Regions from separate parts of the Homo sapiens genome. Here all the other regions are linked to region 1. Evidence: read pairs that join two places in POLR2A ChIA-PET (ENCODE). Cell type or tissue: HepG2. All regions are shown on one strand. Links, peaks and the distances in the headings refer to the core of each region. The heading gives the core; the rest is flanking DNA. Region 1 overlaps SPOPL-DT (SPOPL divergent transcript). Region 2 has its middle 59 kb from the start of SPOPL-DT. Region 3 has its middle 22 kb from the start of HNMT.

Region 1 (10,874 bases), core at 2,547-7,546:
TCCCAGTACTTCTGAATAAATTACTTACAATCAAGATTTGTTTCTGGAGAAATTCAACTAAGACAATCAATCCAAGCCTTTTCTCTGAATGTTCTTTCTACTTTTAGATTCCTAACAGGGGTGCTACTGGCATTTGGGTAGCATATGTCCATGTCATATAATCTTGCCATTACCTTTCAGGATGTTTAGCATGTCTCTTCTTTGGACACAGAATTCCACTAGTTACTGTGACAGCCAAAAACTTAATACATGCATTTCCATATTTCCACGTGTCTTTCTCTCTCCCCTGGAAACACAGCTTTTCCTGTAGCCCTCTCAAGTAGAGCCAATATCTTCTCTCAGATGCCACATACCACTAGGCCAGTGGGGGGCTCCTTACTGCTTCCAGATCATTTTCTCTTCTTCCCCTAAAACCCCAGCTTTTAATATCATATTTTCCCACCATATTGCTATGATTCACTGTATTTCCCTTGACCACTCCTCCTTATTCCTTAAAGATTTAGCCTTTAGCTGATTGACATTTTATCAAACACTATTCCTATAATAGTTCTTGGTGATTGTAATATTCACGTGGATGATCCTTTCAACTCCATGGCCTCTCAGTTCCTTGACTTTCTCTCTTCTCTTCTTCAATGATCTTATCTGTCCTTCATAAGAGAACCTCCAGAATCTCCTACCAAATACCTACCTGTATCTCTGCATCTGTGCCCACCTACTGCCTTCTTTTCTGTTACTATAAATGAACACCCTGTGCCTATCCAGACCAACATGTCTTCTAGTTCTAATCCTATACTTTCCTCCCCACTGAAGGATATAATTCTAGCAATTCATCTTGCTCTACCTGCGTCCCAAATTTTTCCCTCTTCATAGCAGTCAAATATGCTGCAATTCTGCCTATCTGAAAATGATAATATGCTCAACTGGTTTTTATTCTACTTCACTGGCTACTTTACCACAACCTACTTTGCTAGTTTTGCCTTGTCTCTTTGATTCTAACTATTGGAGGGCCCCCAGGGCTAAGCCCATGAACTTTTCTCTATCTATGCTGCTTACATTATGATTTTGTTAATTTCTGTGGCTTTCAATATCACATATAAAATGAAAATTCCAGAATTTATTTATCCAGTTTGATCTCACCTCTAAATTCCAGACTTATATATCCACTATCCTTTTTGATAGCTCTATCTGGTACCTGATAAATAGTTCCAACTGGAAATTTTAAAAACCAAATTTATATCCTCCTATCCAAACATGCTCACTCAATAATCTTCTACTTAGGAAATGGCATACTCATCATTCCATTTGCTCAGACCAAAGTCCTGGCATCATTTAATTTCTCTTTCACACTCTACATCCTTACTTTATCAGCAAATCTTTTTGGCTCTATTTATATTAAAAGTATAAATAGAACTCAGTCACCACTTGCACCTCCATTGCCCCCAACTTTCTAGTCCGAACCATAATCCTTCTTTAAAATTTCAATAGCCTCCTGATTGGGTTCCCTATTTTCATTTTCCCCCACAGTCTAATTTCACTACAGAAGTCAGAGTGATCCTTTTAAGACTTAAATCAGATCATGTTATTACTTTGGTCAAAACTCTGTATCTTATTCGGAATAAAGGTGAATGTTCATGTAACAGTTCACAAGACCAGATAGAATCTAATCCCTCAGGCACCATTCCAGTCTCCTCTTTAACCTCTGAATAAATAACTGGAGAATGGAGATAGGTTCCACATAGATTTTTGGAGGCAGAACTATTAAGACCTGCCAGTGGATTTGATGTGGTAGGATTAGGGAAAGAGAGCAATAAAACATGGTAAACAACTCCCTAGTTTTTGGCCTGAGCACCTGGATATATGATTGTGTGTTAACTCTCATGGGAAAGACTAGGGCAGGAGTAGGTATGGGCCTACCTAATGCGTATTTGTAGGATGTGGTTACAGCAAGTAGATCCGAATTCTGTCATATACATGTTAGGCTTTAGGTACCTACTGGACATTTAAGTGAAGATTATGAGTATGCAGCTATAAAGTCTGGTAAGAGAAAACTAGGTGAGTGTATTTCATGAAATCTATAGAAGATGCTGCTGTTACTAAAAGGATGCAATGTTGAGAGATTTTGATGCTGCTGAGAGATTTAGGAAAAACTGAACAGAGGCTGACAATGAATTAGATACATTCAGGTCATTGGTAACCTTGTGTAACCTTATTAGTGGAAAGATGGGATGGGTTAGGGACAGAATAGAAGGAGTGAAATGGAAGATAGTTTATACAACTAACATGGTAGTAGAAAGATAAATTGATTCTGATTGCATCTATTTTTAACCATCATTGTTGTGATATAATTAACATACCATAAATTTACCCATGTAAAGTATACAATTCAGTGGTATTCAGTGTATTCAAAAGATTGTACAACCATCACTACCATCTAATTCCAGAACATTTTCAATACTTCCCAAAGAAACCTCACCTTTATTAGCAGTCACTTTCCAATCTCCCAATCCCTGCCAATCACTATCTTCTTTCTGTCTCTATGAATTTGCCTACTCTGGACATTTCATGCAAGTGAAGTCATACAATACATGGGCCTTTGTGTCTGGTTCTTTCGCTTAGCAGTTTGCAAGGTTGCAGTGTCTGTCCATGCTTTATTCCTTTCTATGACTAAATATATTCAATTATTTTATGGATATACCATATTTTATCTGTTTATCAGATGATAGACATTTGGGTTGTTTCTACCTTTCGGCTGTTAAAGATAAGGCTGCTATAAGCATTCATGTATGAGTTTTTGTGCGAAAATATTTTCATTTCTCTTGGGTACGTCCTAGGAGTAGAATTGCTATGTCATGTAGTAACTATATGTTTAGCAATTTGAGGAACTGCCAGACTTTTCTAAAGTGGCTGCACCATTTTATATTCCCACCAGAAATTCCAACCAGATTTGGGTCTTTTAAAAATATATTCCATCTCTACTTAGCTTTCTGAACATTTGGAACATAGTCACAATAATTGTTTTAGTGTCTCTCTCTGCTAATTATATCATCTGTGCCAATTTTGGGTCTGTTTTGATTGACTGGTTGCTCTCCCCATTATGAGATATGTTTTTCTTTTTCTTTGCATGCCCGGTAATCTTTGATTGCATGCATACTTTGTGAATTTGTTGGGTGCTGGATACTTTTGAACTCTCATAAATCTTCTTGAGTTTTGTTCAGGTATGATGTTAAGTTACTTGGAAACAGTTTGATCTTTTCAGATGTTGCTTTTATGATTTGTTTGGCAGGTTGAGAGCAGTTCTCAGGCTAGGGCTAATTATTTCCCACCACTGAGGCAAGACCTTCTTGAGTACTTTATCCAGTGTCTATGAATTATGAGTTTTTCCAATCTGGCCGGTAGTGGGAACAGACACTACTTCTGGTCCTATGTATGTTATGGCCACATGTTCTCTCTACCTCCTCCAGATGGTCCTTTTCTAGGCCTCATGTAGTTTCTTCATAGTCATGATCAAAACTCTTCTGAATACTTAACAGAGATCCCTCTGCAGACCCCCAGGCTTTACTCTGTGTAGCTCTCTCTCTCCTCTATCACTCTTTCCTAAGAAATCTCACTGCGTTGATCTTCCTGGACTCTCAGCAATGTTGCCTCAATTCAGAATCATAACTGGGCTTCACCTCTGTTCTCCTACCACATGTCATGACCTGAAAACTCTCTCAAATTAGTAAACTGGGGCAATAGTAGGTCTCATCCATTTTATTTCCTATATTTCAAGAATCACCATGTCCATTGCTTGATATCTAGTGTCATAAAAACCATTGTTTCATGTCTTTTGTCTGTTTTTGTTGTTGTTTAGTTGTTACAGGTAGGAGGGTAAATCTAGTTCTATTACTCCACCTTGATCATATATTTTTTCTAAATCAGAGATAGCAGGGAGGACTCTGAAATGGCCCATCGTCAGTGCCTTTCCTTCCTTATTTATGATGAGAATGAGAGCTTTGACTCAAATCATTTCTATGTATATTTACATAGTTGTTTCTCAGATCTTAAAAAACAGATGGGGCAAGCACTGATACCTCAAATAGATTTCTTTTTTGGAAACAAAATATTCCACTGAGGAATAGTCATTTATAGTATGGGATGCTAGCCCAAGCTTTGTCCTGGCAGAGTTTACAGATCCAAATGTCTGCACAGAGGCTTGACAGATGTGAAGCGTAGGCCAGATGTAATATGTGATGAACTGAGAACATGACAGTGAACTGGAGAGGCAGGCTTGGTCCAAAGTCCTTCAAATTCAAAAGCATGACGGCAAATAAAAGTGCCCTAACTTTCTGACTGAACTTAATCCCACTGTCTGCATCCAAAACTCTGACCACCCGCCTCAGTTATAAGATAGTTTTTATTTATTTATTTTTCACCAACCACAATAAGCAGCACTGAATAAGATTGTTTTATTAAAATATCTTGTACAAAAGTATCTTTAAAAGAGCAATACATATTATTAATTTTTGTACAGTGATATTATTATTAATGCCCGTAAGTCCTTCAAAGGAGGCTCACTGTCCCCCAAAAGAAGATTAACTAGGAGAATGCAAAATCATAGATGAGGAAATAAGTGTAATTTTCCTGAAGCAGTAAGTATTTTACCAATCTCAGAATGTTTGTCCACAAAGCTTAGCAATATACTCATGTCAAGGACAGTAGTTACATCTCTTTTATCTTCCCAGCAAAAAGTAACTCTTTTACTACAACCAGTTTCACCTGTTTTGCAACTTGCTTTGGTCAATATTTTCTTTAGCTGGGAAGAAAGCTAACTGACACAGTGGAGATGAAAAACTGGTTTTAGAAACCTATTGATATAAGCTAGAAGAGACATATTTGGAGACCTGGAATCAATATTTTAAATACAATAATTTCTAGACTTTACATAGTTATACTTTGGTTTCCAGTTCTCTAGAAATTAAATGGTAGCTAAGACTACCATATTAGGAATTGAAATATGAATGATTCTACAGACCATGACTTAGCTGTGATGCTCATAAAATTCTAAGTCCTGCAGCTACTCAAGGTAGTCCATACAAGTACAAACCCAGAATATATGAGTCAAGAGTGAAATATATGTTCCTACTAATATTCAATCTGAGTTACCTTGCCTTTTAAAGGACATCAAAGGATTTCAACATACAGTAGTCAGATATAAAGTGTTAGTGTGTTTTTTTTTAACACCTAGTAAAAATAACAATGTTATTAATTGTATGAAGAAGAAAGGACATCTTGGTTAGGTAGTCCGACCACAATACTTAACAGGAAGATTAGCTTCTCCAACGTAAATACTTAGTAACACACACTACTGCTGTGACAATCACCACTGACTTTCACTGTAGGGTTTTTGGATCTTTAAGGTTATATTTTATGACTGAACTGCATTTTTAAAAGATTTTTCCCAAATAATCTATGAAAAGCCAGACTTCTTTTAATTATTGTTTGTTTTAACAACTTATATCAAAAAGAAGGCACATCTTTCCAAGTAGGTTTTGTTAAATCAGTGGTTTTCAATTTGGGGCGGTTTTGTCTCTTTTTTTTTTTTTCCTAGGGGACATTTGGCAATGTTGAGAAATGTTTTGTTATAACTAGACAGGTGGGTGCTACTGGTAGAGATGCCACCAAAAATCTTACAATGCACAAGACAGCTCCCTACAACAAAGAATTATCCAACCTCAAAGGTCAATAGAACTGAGATTGAGAAATCATGTGTTAAATCAAGACTGTGATGTTGTTAAGCTTCTGTATAAATTCTAGTTGAGAAATACCTTTGTGGTAACTTTTAAAATTACAATTGTTTCAAGGAAAACAACTAATTTAGGCTTATTTACTATTTCAAAATAATAACTTCTTATTTGCTTAGCATTTTATCGTTAAAAAAAATTTTTTTTAAATACAGACAGGACCTCTCTATGCTGCCCAGGCTGATATTGAACTCCTGGGCTCAAGTGATCCTCCTGCCTTGGGCTCCCACAATGCTGGGATTATAGGCATGAAACACCATACCTGGCCTTTTCTTTTTATTTTCTTTTAGCCTTTTATCTTTTGCACAATCCTTTCATATGTTTCATCTCATTTTCTCCTCATAGATTTGTGGTGAAATTATCTTTTTTCCTGTTCTGCTATCAAGGGCACTGTTGTGCAGGACAAGGCTATAGGATTCAAACAAGCCACACTGATTCACATTCTGAATGAAAAACCCAGTGCTCTTTTGCTATCCTATCCTACAGCAGTGACATTCTTGTTAAGGACACTATATGAAAAGAAATTTAAAAATAAACAAAAACAAATCATTGTGTACCTCTGGGGATGTGACCCCAGAAGATAGGTGTCATATGCTCTAAGAATGGAGGAAGCAGGAGAGACACAGGTTGGGTATGGGAGGTGAGGAGCAAGCATGGGGAGTAAGAGGTGGAAAAAATAATGACATTACTAAAGCCATCGGGGGAAGCACAGGCAGATTCCTAAACTGAATGTGACTGCTTTCCTGTGAAAATCATTCCTTCTCCCCTAAGCAGGGTAAGACCCTTACGAAAACACAAAATGGATAAATCTGCTGAATTCAACTAGAAAAACAGAAACCACACTTATTTCTTCAAACAAAGAATGTGATACAAGGAATCTGTTGCACAGGTGATGGAAAAACTGAGAAGAATCCAGGGGAAATTCTTCCCCAGAGAAGCAACCACAGGAAACTATTACACTTTTAAGTAGGTGGCAGGAGGAGGTAGTATTGTCAGATCCCAGGGCTGATTTCATGGTAGGCCTGTCCAGCAAGAGAGGGAGCCGCTGGGGAGACAGCTGCAGGGGATGGTGCCTAAGGCAGAAAGAGATGGGGAGATATATTGGTTTCTCCTACCCTCCAATCACCTGACAGTGCTCCCTGTTAGCCTAGCCCAGTAGGAAGCCAGCTGACACATGGGTCTGGAAAACAGCCTGTAGAAGCCAGCTTAGATAAGGACAGAGAAGGGCAGGGGAGGAGTATTTTCCAAGACTAGCAGGCTAGTCATCACACGTCCCGCGGAGGAATGCCAATGGAGGAACACCATGGATTGGTTCAAGTGATCAAGTAAATATTCCAGGAACTTAATCATGTTTTCTTTCAAAATAAGATGTTTTAAGTCTATCTTGGACCAAACAATTAAATAACTAAAATTAAAATCAAACTCAGAAGAGAAAGAGTATTTAACAAATGAAGCATGGTACCTTTTTGTATAAATATCCAGGCCTTTTAGGGTTAAGTGATTACCACAGAGAGAAAAGTTTTTTTAAAATAGAAAATGGAAAGAAAACAGCTCTAATAGGGGGGATTTTGTCACACCTGTTTTGCACACAGTAGGCTCCACAGTCAAAATAGACGCAAATTCTTGCTGAGCTTTTGACGACATGAAAATAAAGGCATTCATCACCTTTCCTCTCAAAATTGCAGACTGTAGCAGAACACCATTTTTAAAAGGCTAGTCTAATTTCCTTTCTGGGGGAAAAAAATGAGAAAGGAAACTAAAGAGACAAAAATATATAATTGCAGACTCTCCCTCTTAACTGGATCACTGTGTACCCAAAATATGTGTAATTTAATTTTAAGAAATATATTGAAATTGCAGAATCACTAGTAATTCAGTGACCTCAGAAATCCTGGAACACAAAAGCCAACTATTAATGGCTATTTCAACTGAGTAATGGTTAACATTTACAAGAGACGTAACCTGGGGTAATTGCTGGGGATATTTTGGCTTTCTTGTACATGTTCTTAATCTGTATAACTGATCAGAAAAGCCACAGAGAAGTGTAGCAGGGATGCCACATGTAACTGACTCATAAAAGGCTCCTTTAGAGAAGGAGACACTCAAAGCACAGGGAAATGTAAGCAGGCACCTTAAGTAGGAAAATGTGAAGTGTGATTTCTGGTAGCTGTCCTACTTGGGACACAAATGGCCTTTGCTGGTCAGTCCCAGCAGGCAGGGAAAGACTGAAGCACCCAATATGCAATCCCAGATCAGGGCTTTGAAGGGGGCTGGGGCTCCAGAGAGCCAGATGAAGCTGCAGCCTTAAGAGAGTTCAGTTATCATTTCTACAGGGTCAAGCAAACAAATGCCATAGTCCAAAGTGGCAGTCGCCTGGGGGCAGGGTCCTCAGAGGTGGAACAAGGGCTTGAAAGGGAATCTAGGGGCTGGTGAAACTCTTGAAATCCAGGCAGGCCAGCTTGCTTTGGGAATAAGGGGAGTGTTTGTCTGAGAGCTGCTGGCAGAAGGTGAGTAGCCAAGACAGGGGATCAGGCAAAGAAGCCCATTAGGATATAGAAACTGGGCAAGAGAGAGATTTAAGTGATGATGGGGGTGAGGGGCTTGAACTGCATCATAGAGACGTGTGTGTTTGCTTTCCTCCCAGAGGCATTTTTCTAATCCTTTAAGGCTCAAGTTCTCACTATAGGTGCAGTGCCCAGAGCTCATAAGCATTTCCCAGTCTTATCAAATTGTTTGAGAGCTGGACAAGAAAATGGCCTGGCTCTAAAACACAAAGCAAATTATAAAATGCAATTAATAAATGTTTCAAGAGGAAAATTATATGATTTCCTTTAATTTTCATAACAAAACGTCGTGCTTTTCATGTGGGATAGGACATTTTCCAGTGTTTGATAGGATGTGTGATGAGGCCTCTGAAAGAATATCCAGGGTTTAGGTAACCCTTGAATTCGCCTTTCTTCTGCTTGGCATAGTTCAGGCAGGGGAGGTCCAATGTGTTAAGACTTCAGCAAGGTTGGGCAAAGAGTGGAAGGCAAAAGCCCAAATCACCATAGCCAGAAATATGGGGGAGGGGAGTAGAAGAGACTGGAAGGAAGGGTGTCTGGGACACTTGCAGAGGTTGGCTCGACTGAGTGCTGAGAGATGCAGGCATAGTGCCCCTGGGAGATGGTGCAGTCTGGTTTCTAATTTTGGAAATGGTCATACCAGGGTTTCCAATTCGGCAGGCAGGCTAGCAGTGAAAGACTGAAGTGTAGGAGAACCATCTGGAGGCCAGTGGCCATTCAGTTTTGTGTAGGGGTATAAATACAGAATTGACAAAAGCAAGACAGGGCTTAGTTTCTAAAGCAGGGAAGCAGCAGAAGGGAAGTGACGACTGAACAGGAGAATCTGGTTCTTCTGAGGCACCAGACCAGTGGAAAATCAGTGAGTCAAGGAAAACTGAGGTCCAGAGGTTCCAAGGCTCCTGGGTTTACTTAGTGTCTGATTGGCTACAAGGCAATTTCAGGAACACCACAGAAGGTCAACCAATGAGAATGGACTTCTAGATTGCTTGTCTGGGAGCAGGGCCTAATTCTATTCTATATGCATCCTCGTTGGGAGAAGGGGCACCTGAGTCTAAGTGAAACAAGGGGTGATCCAATCTGAGATTACCCTGGAGACAGGACCCCTTTGTGTGTCCAGAGAAATAGGCATGGAACTGCCATTTCTTGAGTCAGGTTCCAAGGTGACTGGGATGAAGTGGCTCCAATTTAGGAGAAGGACACAAAGACAGGAAACCACCCAGTGCGCACTGCAGGGGCAGATGTTTAAACAAACTCTTCTAGCCAGGTACAGCCCTGATAGGGAGGAGGGTGTGTCTCTCTGAGAAGACCACAGACCCTGACCTGGAGACATGGTGATGACTGAGCAGAGATAAAAGAGGAGGAGACCGATCAGTTGCACCTCTAGAGCCAATTAGGGCTGGTGCAGAGGCTGGTGGCCTCTGGCTGAACAGAGTGGAGAGCTTTAGACTTCCCCTGGGTCTGTATCCAGGTTCCAGGGCCAACCACAACTCCTCTTTCTCTGTTACCTGAGAGCAGAGAAGGGGCAGGGCCAGGGCGCCAGCAGGAGAGAGCTTAGCTGGCCAAGCTGAAGAGAGAGGTCATTAGGGACTAGATCATGGCAGCAGCGACTGCCTGGATCCTGGCAGAATAAAAGAATTCCAGCAACAGTAAGTGACTTTGGAATAAGAGCCCTCAGCTGATGCCTGGAGGGATGCTGTAGGAGTTTTGGATAATCTTGTAGAAAAGATCATTTTTATTGTTTTTCTTTTATTACACTATGAATAGAGGACCTGCAGGTAGGGTAGCCAAGACTTTTCCCAGATGATACATTCCCCAGCAGAAGTACTGCTATTTCTAATGCGTGAGGCACTAATGATAAAGAATCTATGGATTACTAGCATTTCAAGAGCCTCAACCACGTTTTAAACCTAATTCAAATGAATATTTAACTCAATGGCTATAAGATGTGGCAGTATGCCAACCATTCAACTTATTCTTCACATTTTTCACAAGAAAAACAACAAAAATCATCTCTCCTATAGACCTGACTGATTGATTATCCAAAGAACCAAAGCAGTAAATTTATGAATGTGTATTTAATTTGAAACAAAGAAGCATTCTGAAATATTTGACATAATGTGACTGGGAACATAAAGGTAAGGGTGTTGGCCGGGCACTGTGGCTCATGCCTGTAATCTCAGCACTTTGGGAGGCCAAGGCAGGAAGATCACTTGAAGCCAGGAGTTCCAGACCAGCCTGGGCAACATGGTGAAACCCGGTGTTTAGAAAAAATAAAATGAAAAAAAAAAAAAAATCAGCTGGACTTGATAGTGCATGCCTGCAGGAGGCTGAGATGGGAGGATCCCTTGGGCCCAAGAGGTCAAGACTGCACTGAGTTATGATTGCACCACTGCCCTCCAGCCTGGGTAACAGAGCAAGACAGAATGGAACGGAATGGAACGGGACGGGGAAGGGACGGGGAAGGAAAAGGAAAAGGAAAGGAAAGGGAGAGAAAGAAAGAAAGAGAAAAGTAAAAGAAAGGAAAAAAGGA
Region 2 (10,874 bases), core at 2,801-7,800, 49 kb before region 1:
ACTAAAAACAAATGGGAAGACATGTTTTTGTTAAATTTTTTTAAATATTTTTTATTTTTTGAGACAGGGTCTCATTCTGTCACCCAGGATGGAGTGTAGTAGTGCCATTATGGCTCACTGTAGACTCAACTTCCTGGGCTCAAGTGATCCTGCCTCAGCCTCCTGAGTAACTGGGACCATAGGCAAGCACCAACATGCCTGGCAATGGAAAAAATAGTTTTTCAGGTTGCTTTCATTAATTAACTAAAGTAATTTAGAGCTAAAAACCCACCAGAAGTCTTTTTACAGATGAGTTCCAAACTGAGACCTAAAGAAGGTAAATGAACCACCTAAGAACAAATCAATCAAAATTCCAACCAGGATGAATAATTTATATCTAAAGAAATTTATAAAATCATTACATTTTAGACCCACAAATGGTCTTAGAAACACCCAGGTCTAAAATATCACTCTCAAATAGAAATACGCAATACAACATTCCTGATGGTGCTGCCTGAATATTACCTCTGAGAGTTAATCACTTGTCACAATTAGACAGCTCATTCAATTTGTGAGATATTTTGTTTTCATATCTAGCCATAATATCTTTCCTTCTACTCTTTGTTCCTGGTTCTGATATTTGAGAAACTGGTTAATGCTGCTTCCTTTTCTCTTTAATATTTTCACATTTCTTTTAGGCATTATACTCCAGATTTTTTAATAGTCAAATAATTGTATTTTATTATTTTTTAATTTATTTTAAGTTCAGGGGTACATGTGCAGGTTTGTTACATAGGTAAACTTGAGTCATGGGGATTTGTTGTACAGATTATTTCATCATCCAGGTGTTAAGCCTAATACTAATTGGTTATTTTCCCTAATCCTCTACCTCCTCCCACCCTCCACCCTCCAATAGGCCCCAGTGTGTGTTGTTCCCCACCATGTGTCCATACGCTCTCATCTTTTAGCTCCCACTTATAATTGAGAACATGCAATATTTGGTTTTCCATTTCTGTATTAGTTTGCTAAGGATAATAGCCTCCAGCTCCATCCATGTCCCTGAAAAGGACATGATCTTGTTCTTTTTTATGGCTACAGAGTATTCCATGGTAAGTGTGTGCCACATTTTCCTTATCCAGTCTGTCACTGATGGGCATTTGGTTTGTTTCATATCTTTGCTATTGTGAATAGTGTTGCAATGAAAATATGTGTGCATGTGTCTTTATAACAGAATGATTTATATTCCTTTGGGTATATACACAGTAATGGGATTGCTGGGTTGAATGGTATTTCTGTCTTTAGGTCTTTGAGGAATTGCCACACTGTCTTCCACAATGGTTGAACTAATTTACACTCCCATCAGTAGTGTATAAGCATTCCTTTTTCTCCACAACCTCGCCAGCTGTTATTTTTTGATTTTTTAGTAATACCCATTCTGACTGGTGTGAGATAGTATCTCATTGCGGTTTTGATTTGCATTTCTCTAATGATCAGTGATTTTACTATAAATTTTTAAATATTTCATGACCTTGGTCCCCTCCAGATATTCTGTAATTAATATTGATGAAGATAACAATAGAGAAAAAAATAATTATCAGAACAACCTATATTTATTGAGCGTTTTCTATGATACGGCATTGTAACAAATAATTAGCATTTACTATCTGTTTTGTCCAGTGCTCTATCCACAGCACCCAAGACAGTGCCTGACATACATTAGGCATATGATGAATGTTGGTTGACTGAAGCCACCTTCAACAAACCCTTCAAAGTAGGCATAATTATTCCTATCAAAGAGCCAATATATATCACAGTTGGAATTTGAAGATAAGTCATTTTGACTACATAACTTGATACATGCAATTAACCATTGTGCTTTAGGCTTACAAATGTTCTTCTCTCAAATTGATTCCATTTATTAACTATTACAGTAAGTCCTCACTTAACATCGTCAATGGATTCTTGGAAACTGTAGGTTTAAACAAAGAGATATTCAACAAAACTGATTTTACGATAGGCTAATTGATATAAATAAGAGTTAAGATCCTGTGGCATATTTCTGGTCACAAAAACATCACCAAACTTCTTAATAAAGACCCACTTCTAATAGTAAACATTGAAATAAATGTGGCCTACATGTACATTTCAGAAAGATTAATAAAAACAAGTAAGATAATTACTTAAATCTAATTTTTAGTGAATCAGTGAGTCACAGCAGTAGTAGTCGTGGTGGTTTCAATCGAGAAATAAATGTTTGCAAAGTGAAAGTTGTAATGAGCACCTCCAACCACCACACAGTCCAAAAAACCATAAATATGTTATGCTCACTGAGTGCTTTTATGCCAAATTGTTTATTGTCCTGGATTTGTATGATTATTGTATACTTTACTAATTTTTATTTTACCATCATTTCTATTCATTCTTCATTTTCCAACCTGATTATTCCAGTTCAGGGTCTCAGGTAGCTGGTGCCTTTCCTGGTAGCTCAGGGCACCAGGAGGGAACCAGCTTTGGACAGGACACCATTCCACTGTGGGGCACACACATGCACACACACACAGACACACACATATACATACACTCTCTCAGACTGGCATCATTTAGACATACATGTTAACCTAACATGCACAGTCTTGGTATATGGGAGGAAACATAAGTACTTGAGAAAAAAATCCATGCAGACATAAGAAGAATATGCAAACTCCACACAGACAGTGACCCTGTCCCAGAATTAATTTTTTTCATTGATGGCATAATAAAATGACTTTGCACAAAACGATGTTATTTGAGGATATGCTGTATAAGTAAAAGTTCTGCATCTAGAAGTGGACTGTATAGTATTCCAGAATGCTGTTCATGGGAGTTGATTCCTATAATATACAAATAAGCTGTTATTTCTTGATTCCTGACCCCTGCAAGCTACTACTCTATTTCTTTTATTCCCTTTTCAGAAAAATCCTTTAGAGTTATCTGCCTTGCTGTTTCCAATTCCTCCTCTTCAGTTACCTTGTAAAACCACTTCATTTACTTTCTCCCCAAATCCTCCATGAAAATTGTTCATTAAGATCTTCAATGACTTTCACTGTACTAAATCCAGCAGTCCTAGTTATACTTGACTTATCAGCCACATGAAACACAATTCATCCCTCACTTCTCTCCAATACACTTCATTCCCTTGCCATCCAGGACAACTTTCTTGGTGTCCTCGCACCTCACTGAGCACTCCTTCTCAGTCTCAATCCTCTTTAATCCAGAGCTCTTGGTATTAGTGTGCCCCAGGGCACAGTCCTCTTTATCTATACTCACTCCCTTGTGATCTCATTCTTTCTCAGGGCTTTAAACACAATTTCAGTGCAAAGACTCTCAACTGTCACATTCCTGCCCATAACTTTCTCTCCACTGCCTCATTTTAATGTCCAACAGAGAACCAAAACAAAATTCCTGCTCCCAACCATTCCAAACCCACTCTACCCACAGCCTTGCCTGTCTCAGTTGATGGAAACTCTATCCTTGCTGAAGGTCAACACTCTTGGAATCAACATTGACACTTCTCTTTCTTTAACATATAATCTGTCAGAAAAATCCTAAACCTTGATTGTTTTCTTTTTTAAAAATCTGATCATGTCACCCTTCCACTCAAAACCTTGCAATGGCTCTCCACTTCACTTAGAGTAAAAGCCAAGTCCTTAACTGGCCTTTCATGTTCTGCCTGATCCATTCCTCTGTTACATTAAACATCACCCTCATTAGCTCACTTAATCCTTGCAAAAACCCTATGACAGTTTGTTATCCCTACATTGTAGATAAGGAGACTGAGGCTCAAAAAAAGTGTTTTTTTTGTTTTTTGTTTGTTTGTTTGTTTGTTTGAGACAGAGTCTCACTCTGCTGCCCAGGCTGGAGTCCAGTGGTGTGATCGTGGCCACCAGGAGTTGCTCAAATCTCTGCAACCTCCGCCTCCTGGGTTCAAGTGATTCTCCAGCCTCAGACTCCCAAGTAGCTGGGATTACAGGGACATGCCACCATGCCAGGCTAGTTTTTGTATTTTTAGTAGAGATGGGGTTTCAACATGTTGACCAGGCTGGTCTCAAACTCCTAGCCTCAAGATTCACCCACCTCAGCCTCCCAACATGCTGGGATTAAAGGCATGAGCCACTGGGCCAGCCAGAAGTTAAGTATTTGATCTAAGATTAAAAGACTAGTGAATGATATAGCCAAGATGTGAACTTAAGTAGCGGTACTCTTTATCATTCCATTCACTGAACCAAGAAGAACAGACGTTCATTGCAAAACCCCAAGGAGGCAAAGAAACAGATGGTACCTGGTACCTCTAAAAATGAGAGGTGGATGTAGGACTAAAAACAGGTAGAGTCACTGAAAATCTGATTAAAATTTTAGTCTTCACTTTGCATAGACAGATCCTCTCCAACCTTGGAAGAGGAACTGAGACTTATATGATGGTAAGGGAGGGCCAGAGAGATACAGAACTGGGGAATACTGGACATAAAGAGCCAAATCATTCCCCAGTCTAAAACGAGATCGTATTTTTCCTTGTATTTCCCATAACTTTTTCCATGAACATTTCAAAAACAATTTTTAGAACATTAGCATGGAGTAGTATAGACCTGGCTAAACAGCTTAGTCCAAAAATAATGAAAATGACAAGTCTGCATTCAAAGACAAACTACTTAATGACTAATTTTTTTAATTGGTTCTAGGCTGAGACCTTTGTATAACAAGTTTCAGCCTAGAGAAAAATTTTTATGCTGTAGTTATGAACTGCTGATAATAGAAGATTTAATGGAATTTCAAATAGGCCATTAATTGTAACATGCCAATATAATAACAGGAAGATTAAAATATGACTAAACTAAACAAGTTCAATACAGCTTAAGGACTTTGTTTGAAATTAAACTTTCCCAAGTATATATTTTGATATCAAATCTTGAAAAGTTAAATACTGAAACAGCAAAAGGTTTTTGTGGCAAATTTCCATAATATTCCTGAATAGCTTACTCTAACAACTTTGCAACCGTATGAATTAGAAATTAGATCAAGCATAAAATAAATTGGGATAAGACAGTTTTGTGTGTATTTATAATTTCTTATCCTTTTCAAAAGAAAATTCTGTGAAATGTGATTCTTGAGGGTAAATTTTGAGGTGTTTGTGACTTTTAATTTATTTCTCACAATATGGGGTTGCAAAACAGTAAAAAGGATTGGATGGAGTATTGTTGTTGAGTATATTGAGTGTAAACCTTGGAAAGGACAGGTGGTGTATAGAGGGATTTCATTCTGTTTGGGGAGAACAAAGAAAAAGATATGGTGGTAATGGCTACTGTGTTGTTTTTCTTAGGATGGTACCATGTTGGAAAGAATTACATAGATTCCAGCTGTATTTTGTATTACCATGTGTATACCAAAAAGACTCGCTGGTGGGTTGGATGTGGGAGGTGAAGAGAGGAAGAAGTTAAAAATGATGAACAATGCCGGGCATTGTAATTCCCAGCACTTTGGGAGGCCAAGGCAGGCAGATCACCTGAGGTCAGTAGTTCAAGACAAGCCTGGCCAACATGGTGAAACCCCGTCTCTACTAAAAATACAAAATAAGCCGGGCATGGTGCTGCACACCTCTAGTCCCAGCTACTCAGTAGGCTGAGGCAGGAGAGTCGCTTAAACTCGAGAGGCGGAGTTTGCAGTCAGCTGAGATTGCACCATTGCATTCCAGCCTGGGTGACAAGAGTGAAACTCCACCTTAAAAAAAAAAAAAAAAAAAAAAAAGATGAACAAGTTCCTGGCTTGAGCAACTAACAAAATGATGATGTCATTTGCTGAAAGAAGATGAGTAGAGCAAATAAGTTCATGGGGTGTGGAATCACAAGTTCTGTTTGGGACTTCTAAAGTTTGTGATGCTTGTGAGTCATCCAACAGGTGAAATCAATTAGGATGCTAAATATCCAAGTCTGGAGTCATTATCTCCACTAAACTAAGGACATCAGCAACAGTGAACACAAAGTTGGTCAGATTCAACATTATATAAGCACAGAGTAGGTGGTCACCTTGAAAATGCTATGACGTAGTAGCAAAAGTCTAGTAGGAAAGTGAGGAAATCTAGATTCTTGTTTTTCTCCTCATTCCACTATCTAGCTGTGGGATTCATTCTAACTTTCTAGAACTCACAATGGTGCAATTGTTTATAATATACACTCCCAATTCAGAAAACTGGGGCCAAGTTCTAGTTGTGCCTCTTACCAGCTGCGTAACTTCAGAAAAGATAAAATATTTGTCCCTCAGTTTCCTCATCAATAAAAGGGGGATATCATTATAACTATTTCATAAGATTGTCTCGAGCATTAAATTACCATGTGTGTTTATGCACACATACACACACAAGCATAACTTAAGGTTGTTTCTGAAACATAATAAGTGCTAATTAAGTGTTTGTTATTATTATAAGATGGATTAGATTATAATAACATCTTTTAGATTTTATCTATTAATAAGATCCTTTCTTCTAAACAATATTATGTAGAAACTCAATATGTAAATATATATATAAGTAATAAAGAGGGAATCGCTACGGCTGGAATGTAGAACCCATATCCTACCAGCTTAACAGTTTCCCCTCCCTTTTCCCTGTCAATAGCCTCAGTGGAAGATCTAGAAAACTTCTGATTCTCTTTTCTGAAAACCATCAGACTAGATAATCTTTCCAAAGTGAGAGAGAAATAAAGATGTTTTCAGACATAGAAGCAATAAAGAGTCTAAAAATAGATCCTCACTAAAAGAACTCAGTGCTTTGGCAATAACAGTAGTGAAGCTGGAGGTTCAGTCCGTCTTACTGGAGGGATGCTTCTTCTCTACTCCTATATTCCCTTCCATATGGTGGGTCTTCCACTTGCATCACAGCCCGGGGCTTCCTCTCCCCACCCCACCCCCAGCTCACTAGTCCTCCTCTGAGAAAAGTATCTTAATATGATGGGAAAATTTGAAAGGAGAGACGGGGTGTAAGCAGTGCAGCCACTTCCTCTCTCCTTCTGCTTGGGAGCCAGTTGTCTATAGGAAGAACCTTATGCTGTGCTGCTTCCATATGGTACTATCCGGGCACATTGCCACCCACTGTCAGGGGGCTTTTGCTATCATCCAGAACTGCCTGTGATGTGGTTTGTATAGTTATCTAATTCTGGGGACTGGTATTAGAAAGCCCACTTGTCCACCAGTAGGCAATTTTTCAAGTATCAGCTCTGTCGGTAACAAATATCACATTTGGGTTCCCATATGCCTTACACTTTTGTTTTTGTCTTATTTTTAATGTACTCAGAACTTGGATGACAAGATGTGTGCTATTTAGAAGACCCCCTTGACCTCCAATAGTGTGGGGCAAAAACAAAAACAAAAAAACAGTGAACTCAAAAATACATCAAATATGCTGGCAAATTCCTGAGATAAGAAGGTTCCAGATCACAAAAACAAAAGTTATCATGCTAAAGAGGTTGGATTTTATCCTGTAAGGAGTCAAAGGTCATTAGAACACTTTAAAGAAAAAGTAAATGGCCAGATTGGTATGTTTGATTATTTTCTCAGACAGGGTCAACATAGAGAGAAGACAGTACTGAAAACTGGCTAGCATCAGGTTAAAAAGAAAAGGCAGCATTTTCTGAAGGCCAAATTCACCTGCTTTATAACTTTGTCTAAGGCTGTCTCAAATGATGATGTCATGTTTTCCCAACCTACTATCTAATTTTAAACAGATGGTCAGCCTGTTCCATAGATTTCATTAAGTCAAGCAATCGGATAAGCAAATCTTGAACTGCATTGGGATCTTTATCATGCTGTTTCAAAGATGCTTTACAACTTTCCATTTAAAAAAAAAAAGAATGAAGTAATGTTGTTTCTCTTCTGATTTCCAAAGTTTATATTTTCATGGCATATACATGATACATTATTATTTAGAATTTTATTGTGTAATTTAAAAAGGCAAAATACTGATAATCACAGAGTGATAGCTTAAGAACTAAAATTTGTGGCTATAAAATAGGTCATTTATCACAAAATTAGCACAATTTTAAAATGTTGATGCAAAACAGATGTATACTACATTGCAGCATTTGTTTTCTCCCTGCATACAATTTGTTCTTTTTAGTAATTGTGAGAATATGTCAAGTACCTAATAGTACCTCTTAGCCATAAGCTAGGCCTTAAGCTCATACTTGGTTCCTTGCCTTTCTGAGTCCTCTCTTTTTGTGCAATTCCTCTGAGAAGAATGCTTCCAGCAGAACTGATTTTGACATAGAAGTAAAGTTAATAGTTTCTGCTACAAACATTTATTAAGTTCCATAGTCAGCTAACACTGTCCTGGGCACTGGGAATACTGTAATGAATAAGCAAGAGAGGACACAGTCCATGGTTCGGGAAGATCAAAGTCACACACAAGCGAAAGCAGTAGTAGTAACACCCCATCCTCAATTCCTAAGGGTTCCCCCATCCCGACGTCCTATCAGGAAATCCCCTGATGTGTACACTACCTGATGAGGAACTTTGTTGAGGAAACACAAGAAAGGGAGGGAAAGGATACTCACCTGCCTAGGCAAATCAGCCAAATCACCTGAGATGACAAACATCATAATCATAGATTGCCCTGCTTCCAGGAGGAGCCATTTGGTGACTTAAATCATTCAGCTGTTTCGTTGTTATTCTTTGTTTTATTGTGTTTTCTTCAACACAGCTGCTAAGTACTCCCTTTCTTAGCAGGGAAAAAAGTGCAGGCCTAGCTATTTCTAAAGTCCAGCCATTAGTTCCCTAGGAAACAAAATATATTAATACGAAAACTCTTTTAGTAAGAAAAAGCCTACCCAAACTACTTGGAAGAAACAGACTCATCTGGCTTTCTAGCTGGGAAGTTCCACCAATGAACTTCAGGCATGGCTAGATCATAATGCTCAAATTACGTCTTAAAGATTTGACTTTCCCATTCTATCTCTGTTTTTCTCTGGGCAGATTCTTCCCACATAGTGGCAAAGATGACCACCAGCAGCTCTAGGCTTCCATCATCTTTACAGAAAAAATGCCTATCCCTTGCCCTCCCCACACCAGCAAACTGTCTCTTTCCTCATAGTTTCAGCAAAATTCCAGGGATTGTCCTCAAGAGAAATGCTAGAAAGAAAAAATATGTATATCCACTTTAAAAAAAAGTATATCCACTTTACACAAAAGCCCTGTAATATTTTTAAAGACTTTTAAATAAAGAGAAGAAAATAACAAAAAAAAATCAAATTACAATGACAAAAAACTATATAATTTTTTTATAGATCTCCCTCTGGAGTTTATGGAAATGTCAGTGGAATTAAGCCAGTTATTTCTTAGCTCCTTTCACTGACTCACTTCTTGTTGTACTGTTTAGAACGATCTCTGCCTAACTTTGTTGTTTAGGTTTTTGTTTCCAGGATAATGCTCATAGGTTTTCCCAACTTCTTGGTTGCCATCCTCTCTTTCTAGTGATATAGCCAACAATGAAATTATGTAGCCACTAGTTATAGGTAACAGATCCAAAGAGAGCCAAGTAAGACTTGTATCTTCTCAGAAAACTACAGGCTTTCTAGATCTAAGGTCTTCTGGCTTCACCTAGAAAAGTCAATTTACTTAATTCCTTGATGCTTGACCTATGCTTTACTCCAATATTTTTTTAAAAATGGTTGTCAAGCACAGAGCTGGAAATTTGTCTCTATGGGACTGGAACATAGAAAGCTGGTGCTGGGCTTTGAGAAACCCTCACAAAAGAGGACAGAGACCAGGCACTCTAAGGAAGATGAAGATTATACACATTCTCTCAATCTGGGTGGGCCTCTTGCCCCTGCCATTCTCTCAGGCTGTAGAAAAGTGGAGACAATGAAAAGTAGTCAGCCCACTACCTGTGGCTAAGAGGAAAACAAATTCTTCTCATATGGTAGGAAGAATGCACCTGTACTGTATCAATGGAGAATTACCTGGGCATGATCAAGATTAAAATAAATCTCATGGCAGAAACAAACAAATATTTAATGCAAAGTAAAAGGATCCAGCTTGGAAGAAATTATAGCTTAAAAATGAGATGGAAATACCTCACAGTTGCTTTAAGCTATAGATGAATTTAATAAGAATACAAATTCAAGGGATTTTAAAAATGAACTGAAAAATGAGTTGATCAAACAACAGTTTGAGATCAAAAAGAAGATTGTCAGTCTGAGCAAAAAACAATTAAGGATGGATAACATTGTTCTCAGGCCATAAAATTCATTGGCTCTTCTCTCTTCTTTCAAATAAAATAGGGCTTAGGAACTCAGGAAATAAAGCAGACTCATTGTTTGAAGAGCTTCCCTAAGATACCACCTGTTTCCTGCTTTAAAGATAATACACCTTCTCTTCAAATTAGGAAAAGATCAAGGCTTCACGAAGACTTTGGTGGAAACTTGGCAAATGCACATGTGTGCCTGCACACACACTCACCAGTGGAAAGGAGTAAATATTTGAGACCTATTGAAGAGTTAAAGTCTTTGTGTTCCTTCAGCAACATCACATAAAATGACAAGTATGCGCTGATCATTCTCACTGGCCAACCCCTCAATACCATTGCCACCACTACCATTCTCTGACCTTCTCTAATATGCTGTGGTCTGGGAAAGCTGACCCCTGAGGACTTATCACCCTTGTTCCTTTGTCCTTGGGCTTCCAGTTGGGCAGGAGATCAGAAGGTAGGAGGAGGGAGAGGCCAAGATGTTTTTTCTCCAGTTTTTCCCTGCTGCTTTGTAGGTCTCTGGCAGTAGATATAACACTCCACACTCTGCTGGTGTGAGAGGGGACCCTCCTTTCTGTGTTCATTGTCAGTTGACTCCAGGAACTCTACCTCCTCCCCTTGTGCCTGC
Region 3 (8,572 bases), core at 3,091-8,090, 550 kb before region 1:
TTGGGCAGGTTTCTTTCTCTAGCAAGAAAGCCCCATGCCACCCTGCCAGTTCACTGGGGCCTCTCAGGCACCATTCTCAGCATGAGCTATTGGTTGGGTCAGGTATGTAGGGGAGCTGCTGGTGCCACTGAAGTCACGTGATAATTGTGGGCTCCTGGCCAGGAATCTGCTGATCTAGCTTGGGGACAGGGTGGGCAGGATGTGCCATTGATTCCCTTGTGAGAAATTCCTAAGAACCTACTCTCCATCTGCAGTTAATTCTCGCAGGACAATTAAGGGATTTTTTTTCTCTCTCTCTTCTCTAAAGCAAACAAATAAAGGTCCAATTATTTTTCCAGCAATCTGAGTTTAAGAGTCTAAAATTCTAATTTTTTGTTTCCTGGAAACAGTAAAATTCAATTGCCATTTGTTTTCTTCTTTAAAATCCCCTTTACCGCACTTTCAAAGTAAGCTTTTCTCATAGCCCTGAAGAGCCTTTGTCTTTAGGTTGTCAGTAAAAACAAGTTGATCCCTTTGACTCCGTTGGTTGAGATATGAGTGCACTGAAATGTGTCCCACAGCCATTGCCAAAGTTGTGGTTTTTCAATTTATGTTGGAGACAAAAGAGTCCAAGGAGAATTCCACTTGTGTAGGTTGCATAAGAGCCGACAAACAAAGCTGAACTGGATAAGAGTATAAAGAAAATAAGAGAAGCAAAATGTGTGATAGAGGCCACAGATACTGCTGTAGAGAGCGAGATGGTGACAAGGTGAAAAGGGGCTGCAAATTTATTAACTGGCTCAGTCCTTCCTGAGAGCTCTGCACCATATCTCCTCCAAACAGGTGCAGATTTTCTTTTAGTTTTATAAAGATTAGAGCAAGAAAGAAGCTGCTTTTAAAACAAGAAAAAAAAATCAGTTTCAGTGCACCATCTTGTATAATATTTTATCCTATTGTACCCTGTCATGGTTTAGGTATCACTGTATTCTCTCATTGTGTCATATATATATTAAGAGCTAAATAAATGTCTGTTTCATTGAATAGTTCAGCTCTGCTCTCACCTCTCCTAATTAAACCAACACCACATGCCACTTGCTACCTCCTGAACAATAATTATTTTTGTGTTTCTTCATTTCTCCAACAGCTCCAAAGGTGTAACATTCAGCTCTAACATTAACGCTGTTGCTTCTAGAGGCTCTGTACCCATCTCTCTGTTATGCCACACTGCCTTTAGACCTACTAGACTACAACACTTTGTCCTTTATGTCTCCTTACAGGTCCCAATAAGAGTCCCTGAAGACAAAAGGCAAATTGCATACCCAACATCAATTACATTTATCTTCCTTCATACACAAAGCATTGTATGTTTCCACATTCAAGAAACAAAGAAACTCATGAGTCATCATGGGAAGACCATGACTTTTAGATTCAGACTGATCTATATGCAAATGTGGAACTGATTCTACATTACATGTCCAGCTGTAAAACTGGGAGTAAAGTATATGACCTCTTTGGATCTGTTTTTTTCATCAGAATAATAGTAATATTTACCTTGCAGGTTTGTTCTGGGAACTCAATGAGATGACACACGTGCAGTGGGGTTGCAAATGTACCCATGTTAGAGTCAAATGTGGGAAAAACAGGGGCCTTTTAGTGTTCTATATGTAGACTAGTCTTTGTAAACTTGCACCCCCACTGATAGTGGAGGCAGTCCTGTGATCTTGGTTTGATCTAGTAATTGACATGTCATTTAGTTAACACAATCTGTTTTAGATGCTTTTCAGACTTTCAGATTCTCTCTCCTACTCCTGAACTTCCCTGGAATGACACCAAGATGTATGAGGGGTTTACTCTGTCCTTGTGACAGTGGAGAGAAAAAAATTCAGATCATGCGAAGTCCTCAGATACCCTCTATGCCCAGCTGTGGACAGGCTGGTGGAACTCCTCTCCTTGTCTGAGGATTGCTGAGCTATGCCTAGCTCTGCCTATCCTTTTGGAGTGAAGCTTTGGCTCCCTGGAGTCCAAGGTTTCAGGTATCTGTGTGTATTCAAGTCCACCCTCACTTTATCCTATCCACTCTGACCCCAAGCCTCTGACAAGTTGCCCACTCCTTTCTCAACACTTCCACATCCCTTCTGGAGCATTTGGGAAATCTTAAATCCCTGTCATAACAAGTTCAGACAATGGAGAGTCAGGGCTTCATTGTGGACTCATCACCTGAACCCATTCTCCAGTCTTCCCACAGAATTGCTCTGGAACCACCATGGATCTGGCGTCCAGCTGAAGGCACAAGTTGTTCTAGGTGCCTGCAGGCTCTGCCTTGGAAAATAATCTACTCCTCTGATATTTGTGTATTGCCCCACGCTTACTTCTATGTTCCTAAAAGACTTTTGCATTTGACGTATGATTCTTATGTGGGGCAGTGGGAATAAGAACCTTTTTATTCTACTTTTTTTTTTCTGCCTCCATTATCTGACAGGATGGGAAGGGGTAAGCTTTTCTGTTGCTTTCCCTTCCTGTCTGAATGCAACTGTCCTATATCATTTCCTCCTCGTTTATTTAAGATTTCAGTCTCAAAGTTCAGCTGAAATGATGCAATTGACTGTATCTTAGTTTATTCCGAATACTACAACAAAATACCATAGACTGGGTAGCTTATAAAAAACAAAAATTTATTTCTCACCATTCTGAAATCTGGGAAGTCCAAGATGAAGGCACCAGCAAATTCCATGTCTGCTGAGGGTCTGTTTTCTGGTTCATAATTGGTACGTTCTCACTGTGTCCTCACATGGCAGAAGAGGCGAGGGCTTTCTCTTGAGTGACTTATAAAGGCACTAATCCCATTCATGTGGATCTGCGCCCATGACCTAATCACCTCCCTAAGTCTTCACCTTCTGATACCATCACCTTAGGGGTTAAAATTTCAACATAAAAAATTCTTAGAAGGCAGAAACAGTCAGACCCGAGCAGGGTGCAAGGAAAGAAATCAGTCCAACCATAAGAAAACTTAGTGAGAAAATACCTCTAAAACTTTATCCCTGTTATAGATGGAAAACACTTGGTGCAGAGACTGGAATCTTCTATGAACTTGGATAGGTGAATAACACTGTACTACATGGTGATATCTGTGAAAGATCTAAGTGTTACACTTAGAACTTACAAATTCAAAACATTTTATAAGACAAGCATTGGGCTCATTCTGTCTATTCCACAGTCTATAGGCTGAACTCTGCTAAACCTATCTGATTAAATAAAGACATCCATAAAAGTCTTAATGACGGTCACACTACAAAGCTCTTTGAGTAACTAATCCCAGTGTTAGCCAGCAATGTGTCTTAGGGAAGTTCTTCACATTGACCTGGAATCCAAATACCTAATGAAAAAGAGCAAGTGTCAAACTCAGAGTGTGTGTCTCTCTCTTCCTGTTTATTTGTGAATGCCTTTCAGTGATTAGGAAAAGAACAAAAACTATAAATGCAGCTTGTCAACCACAACAATGTACTTTTTCAACTTTTGGCTGATCAAGACATGAAAAGGTTATAATTTCACTACTTTTTATATAAACATAACTGCATATTTTCACAGCATTGCTTTAAGACTTAAGCTCCTCCAGCTGATCGTAAATTGCCAGGAAATGTCTGCCCAGTCTATCACAGTGTCTTAATTAAGCAAAGGCATAGAAATTATATGGGGGCCTCGGCCCATGGGACTCACCAGGTGTAATGAATTCTGAAGAAGCAGTAGTTACAGATTTCCCAGGGCATGCTAATAATAAATACTAGTTAAAGGACAACAGAAATAAAAAAGTTTTTTCTCTTTTCTACCAATCTCTTCCTTTTTAAAAAGATAGCAACTATTAGATCTTTAAGCCTCAATTTTGATGCCATTTCTTTCCAGAGAATTTCTTGGTTTCTCCTTTCCACACTCCATTATAGGCTGTGCTAAGGGACTCTCCTTTGCACTCCTATTGGTAAACAACATTATTATTGCATTATTCGCACCTGCTATAATTGTCTTGTTATATATATTTGTCTCCCTCAGTAAGTCTGTGGCATTGCCTTGCAGATGTTTTATTCATCAAAATATCACTAGAATTATAGAAAATGTGTGGTCCTTAGTTATTTCTCAAAACAAAGATCAAATAAAACATACAAAAATTACCTTTTTAAGCTCCCAGAGGACTTTAGTAACCACAGATGCAGAGAAGTTACTTATTTTTTGTTTTTATTTTTGGCTATGAACAAGCCTTCAGTGAGTAAACCTTCAGTTAGTTCACTACCTGTTTCTGCCAAACTGGGAACTAAAATATTTGCATTGTATTCTCTGTGAATGCTTGTGTTTCCAATAATTCACTCCTCAGAGGGCTTTCCCAGGAGGCTGGGGGTGGAGAGGGGCCCACTGATAAACAGCAGATGCCCAGCAGGCCTGAGGCATGTCTGACACATGGATGATGAAGGAGATGGGAAAAAAGGAGCAGCAGCTCCTGGGATGACATATTTAAGAGCCCGAGGAGGTGCATTGCTTTAAAATTACTGATCATAAGAAATAGTTCCTGCAAATGGTGTGGGGTATGTGCCCTTCTGTCCATGCCAATTCAGTTGGTAAACACACAGAAACAGAATTCTCGTTGAGTACTTGAAGCTCATAGAAATGTCAACAGTAAAAGGAATGGGGCAGTTGGAATTCCTGTGCAATTTGAAGCTCTCACTTGAAAATGAGAGAGGAACAAGGAGCCAGGAGTGAACAGATCAGGGGATCAAGCAGGAATAATATATGGTTCAATACTTGTGTGAAGTAAGAGAGAAGAAATATTCGCTACCTTAGAAAAAGTAAAGTGCTTACTTTTCTGAGGTCATGGCCTTCCAAGAAAAGATATTTTAGTTGCAATAAATGAGCTCTTTCTTCATGAGGCTGAGAGTTTGGCTTCCTTAATCCTGCTTTAAAAAAAACAAAAAAAAAGAGAGAGAGAGCAAGAGAGAGAAATAAAATGCACCCACTGATGTTCAAAGAGGAAGAGCAAAAGCCTGAACTTGCCGTATCAATGATTAACTACAGAGTTACTCGTTGGAATAAGATACATAGGATTTGCACCCCAAGAGAGGGCACTGACCCTGTTTGAGAAATATCATTTGGTTAAGAATTAATTTCCTTCCTTTTAGAATTTGAAACAACAAAATCTATTAAGCAAAAAGTGGTAAGGGAGCACAAGATGCAGGAGACTTTCTCTGTCCCAAAGGACCTTATAGACTTGTTGAGAAGATTGTATGAATAGGTGAAAGTCACCAAACAATGGCATATGTGCTTGGCATAGAGTGAGCAATTGGTTAATATCTATATGGATTGCTGTTTAGCTAATGAAGTCTGTGGTGTATTTACTAGCCTTAAGTACATAATGTTGACTAAACTATGCTCTGCTCAGACAGACAATGAGGCCTGCTCTTTGTGCTGCCCCTGACTCGGTCCTTTACAATGAGTCCCTGTGCTCCCTGTCCTCAGGAGCCACTGCCCTTTGGTCTCATGAAACCTTTCAGACCACATCCCTTCTGCCCTAACCTTCTCACTTAATTGTCACAATTCTAGTTTATTTGCCAAAGGAAACTAATCTGTGTGATTATGAAAGTAAGAAGTAATATGAAGTATTATAAACAAGTGGGATAAAGTGTGATGATTTTGTATTTAGATGAGAAGTTGATCAGCTCGAACTACAGAGGGAAGGTAGTGCCCTTGGAGTCAGAAGTATAAATTGATGATCCAGGTCTGTCTCTTCTAAGTGTGCACCCTTGAGCAACTCACCAATTCGCAAAACCCGTTTCCTCATGTTTGCAGAGAAGGGATCCCAACTGTAGCACAGGCTTTGTTGGGCCAGTGGGGTGAGCCCAGCTGGAGTGGACAGACTTAAGTCCATTTTGCATGAACAATGGCTTGTTTGAATAGAAATGCTGGTAGGTCCTTTACAGGTGGTGAGAGAGGGCAATAACAAGGAGAATGTAGGTGATAGTCAATCAATTATTTCAACTCATTGGTGATGGTCATTTGGGAAATACAGGTTACATACAACTGGAAGGTAATGTAATTTTCCTCATAAGGTTATTATGAGGATTAACCAGCAACCACAGTATCCAACAGAGGCTAATGATTTTGCCTGTACATTATTTGAATCTTATTTTGCAATCTTTATTTTGAGTCTTTATTTTGCAAATAAAATTATTAAGGAAAAACTTATGTTGATAGTAAAAATACAAGGCTTAGAGTGAAGTGAAGTAATTTGGAGTTTGTATTCTTCAATCCATGATGGTGGCTGCATATACTACCCTCCTCTAGAGGTCACCCTAGCTGCCAGCTTCCAGTACCTTGAGGCATAGACTCCATTCTATTTATCTATCTATATGTATGCCACAGCATCTAATAATGCGGCTTATTGCGCTAGAAGCTCACTATGGTTATGACAAATGAAAAATGAATAAAATTATAATTGGAAGTACATACCAGAAAGGAGCAGCAGTACTGTGTTCACTAAGGTCTTATTTAGTAACCCACAGTTTGGAAATGTTATGCTCATGGGGTGCAACGTTAATTAATGAACAGCCATGTGCTGAGTTCAGGAACAGCAGAAGACAATTATATCTCTGCTGCTGGTGCAGCAGCTCTTTCACCAACATGTGAGCCCTGCATAAAGCCTTGGAAATTTCCATTATAATAAAAACAACCTTGGAGGATCATTGGAGACAGGAGAATCTGTTCTTTATCCCCAACAGTGTGGTTGTCTCCTAAAATCAGGTTTTGCCAGCCTGATGCAAAATCCTTGTTGCAAGTTTTGTTTACATTTACAGGCCACCTCAGTAAAAGAGATCAGACAGACGTTGTGGATATTAACTCCCACCAAGCCTCCTTTCATGCTGATCTGAGTATAATTTGATTTTAGTCTTAGGTCAGAGGAAAATGGGTAATTGGGGCAAATTGGTATTGATCCAGGGACTTTGTTATATGACTTAGATTCTGAACTCAGGTGAACTTGACCTCGCCCGCAGATTCCCCATCTCTTCCAGATCTCTCCTATCACTCATGTTGTCTCCCCCATTACCAACAGCTCTGGGCACTCAGGAGCCCAGTCTGGGATGCCTTAGTCATTATTTACTTCTTGATAAATCTACTTACCCTTTTCCCCTTAAACATCTCGCTGAAGATCACAGTTTTCAGCAGTCTTTGCAATCCTTCACAACTCTGAAAGAAAGGATCCTTACTCGATAATTATTTGTGGATTGGCGGGAACTGAACTCCAGTAGCATAGTCTTTAGGACTGACATCAAGGATTTAGCCAGAGATGAGCTGGCTAATTGACAGCATTTTTGTTGTTATTGTTTAAAAACTGTGCATAAAGAGTTGAATCAAGATAGTTAGGATTCACGTGTTAAAAAGTCACAGAAGCGCATGAGCCCCAAGGGGGCAGGGTGGGAGGGAGACATAGTACAGGCCCTCTTTGTCCATATAATAATGCCAAAGAAGCTCTTGGGGGTCAGCGGAGTGTTAGTGTTCTTGTCAATGCTGTCTTTATTAGGAGCTAAGGGCAGGACAACTCCCACCCTTAGGACAGCCAGAGTCTGGGATAACTCTATGACACTCTGGCATCCAGAGAATCAGGAGCCAGCAAGGAGGTAAGACTGGCTTGACTGCAGTGAGCAGAGGTGGCTGGGTGCAGAACAGAGACTATGGGAAGGAAAGACTCCTGGGGATCAGGGATTAAGGATGAAGGACACAGGACTAGAGTAAATGTCCTGAAACCACCACTGAAGGTAGTAAGTGACAAGTGCAATATGGTCCTTTTTAGTTTTCTATGGCTGCTGTAATAAATTACTACAAACTTAGAAGCTTAAAACAACCTAACTTTATAATCTTATAGTTCTAGGATCAGAAGTCTAAAATGCATCTCACTAAGCTCACATCAAGCTGTTGGCAGGGCTGCATATCTTTCTGGAGGCTCTAGAAGAGAATTAATTTTCTGCTTTTTCTATCTTCTAGAGGCTGCCCACATCTTTCAGCATGGCTCTTTCATTAAGTTTTTTTCATGATGCCATCTTTCTGGTTCTACCCCTTCCAAATCCCTCTTCTACTTTTTTTTTTCTTACTTTGGCTTTTTTTTTTTTTGCTATATTTTTAAGAGATATCCTTAATTTTATCTCCTAACCCTTTTACTGAATCTATCTTGGCTATTGTATTTTAAATTTTCTTTTTCATAGCACTCTTGGCCTCTGGATATAAACCTTTGCTTATCAATTTGAGATTGCTCTTGGTAGTATTATTTTGCTTTTTGATCTTTATTTCGTGGACTGCCTCTGTTTCCTCCATGTTCTGAATACTTAACTTCAGTCTTCTTGGACATCCTCTTTTACCTTGTATCCAGAACATGGACAGGTGGTTGGGAGCTAGATCCCTGGTAAAGATGGAGGCATTCTCTCTAGAGAAATGGAAGAGCCCCAGAAACTATGTCTACATGTTGTAAATGAATGGATCCTCAATAAAAGAGCCAAGCCCTTTGTTATCCTTCATGATGAAACTCACTTGTTAGGTTTCTGAGCTCTAATACCACCTATGTTTT

The links. ChIA-PET counts read pairs that join two places held together with the same protein. Peaks named below come from ENCODE experiments on the same cell type or tissue, not always from the same donor. Only the 100,000 strongest peaks of a DNase experiment are listed, where the experiment ranks them.
Region 2: POLR2A ChIA-PET joins it to region 1 with 5 read pairs; 5 of 35 experiments call an interaction of 5 or more read pairs at or near these places.
Region 3: POLR2A ChIA-PET joins it to region 1 with 6 read pairs; 2 of 35 experiments call an interaction of 5 or more read pairs at or near these places.

What each region holds. Positions count from the first base shown.
Region 1 is chr2:138,486,635-138,497,508 of GRCh38, forward strand. SPOPL-DT (SPOPL divergent transcript) reads right to left here. Exons shown (of 2, transcript NR_187149.1): 2 at 4,429-10,874. Among named protein-coding and RNA genes, the nearest start is that of SPOPL-DT, 9.6 kb to the right of the region's middle. In HepG2, for the core only: no CTCF peak of the experiment used is centred there; DNase peaks (open chromatin) are centred at 4,267, 4,757 and 5,725; H3K4me3 peaks cover 856 bases.
Region 2 is chr2:138,437,693-138,448,566 of GRCh38, forward strand. No RefSeq gene overlaps it. Among named protein-coding and RNA genes, the nearest start is that of SPOPL-DT, 59 kb to the right of the region's middle. In HepG2, for the core only: no CTCF peak of the experiment used is centred there; a DNase peak (open chromatin) is centred at 5,789.
Region 3 is chr2:137,937,839-137,946,410 of GRCh38, forward strand. No RefSeq gene overlaps it. Among named protein-coding and RNA genes, the nearest start is that of HNMT, 22 kb to the right of the region's middle. In HepG2, for the core only: no CTCF peak of the experiment used is centred there; DNase peaks (open chromatin) are centred at 4,653, 5,023, 5,453, 5,833 and 1 weaker place; H3K4me3 peaks cover 1,900 bases.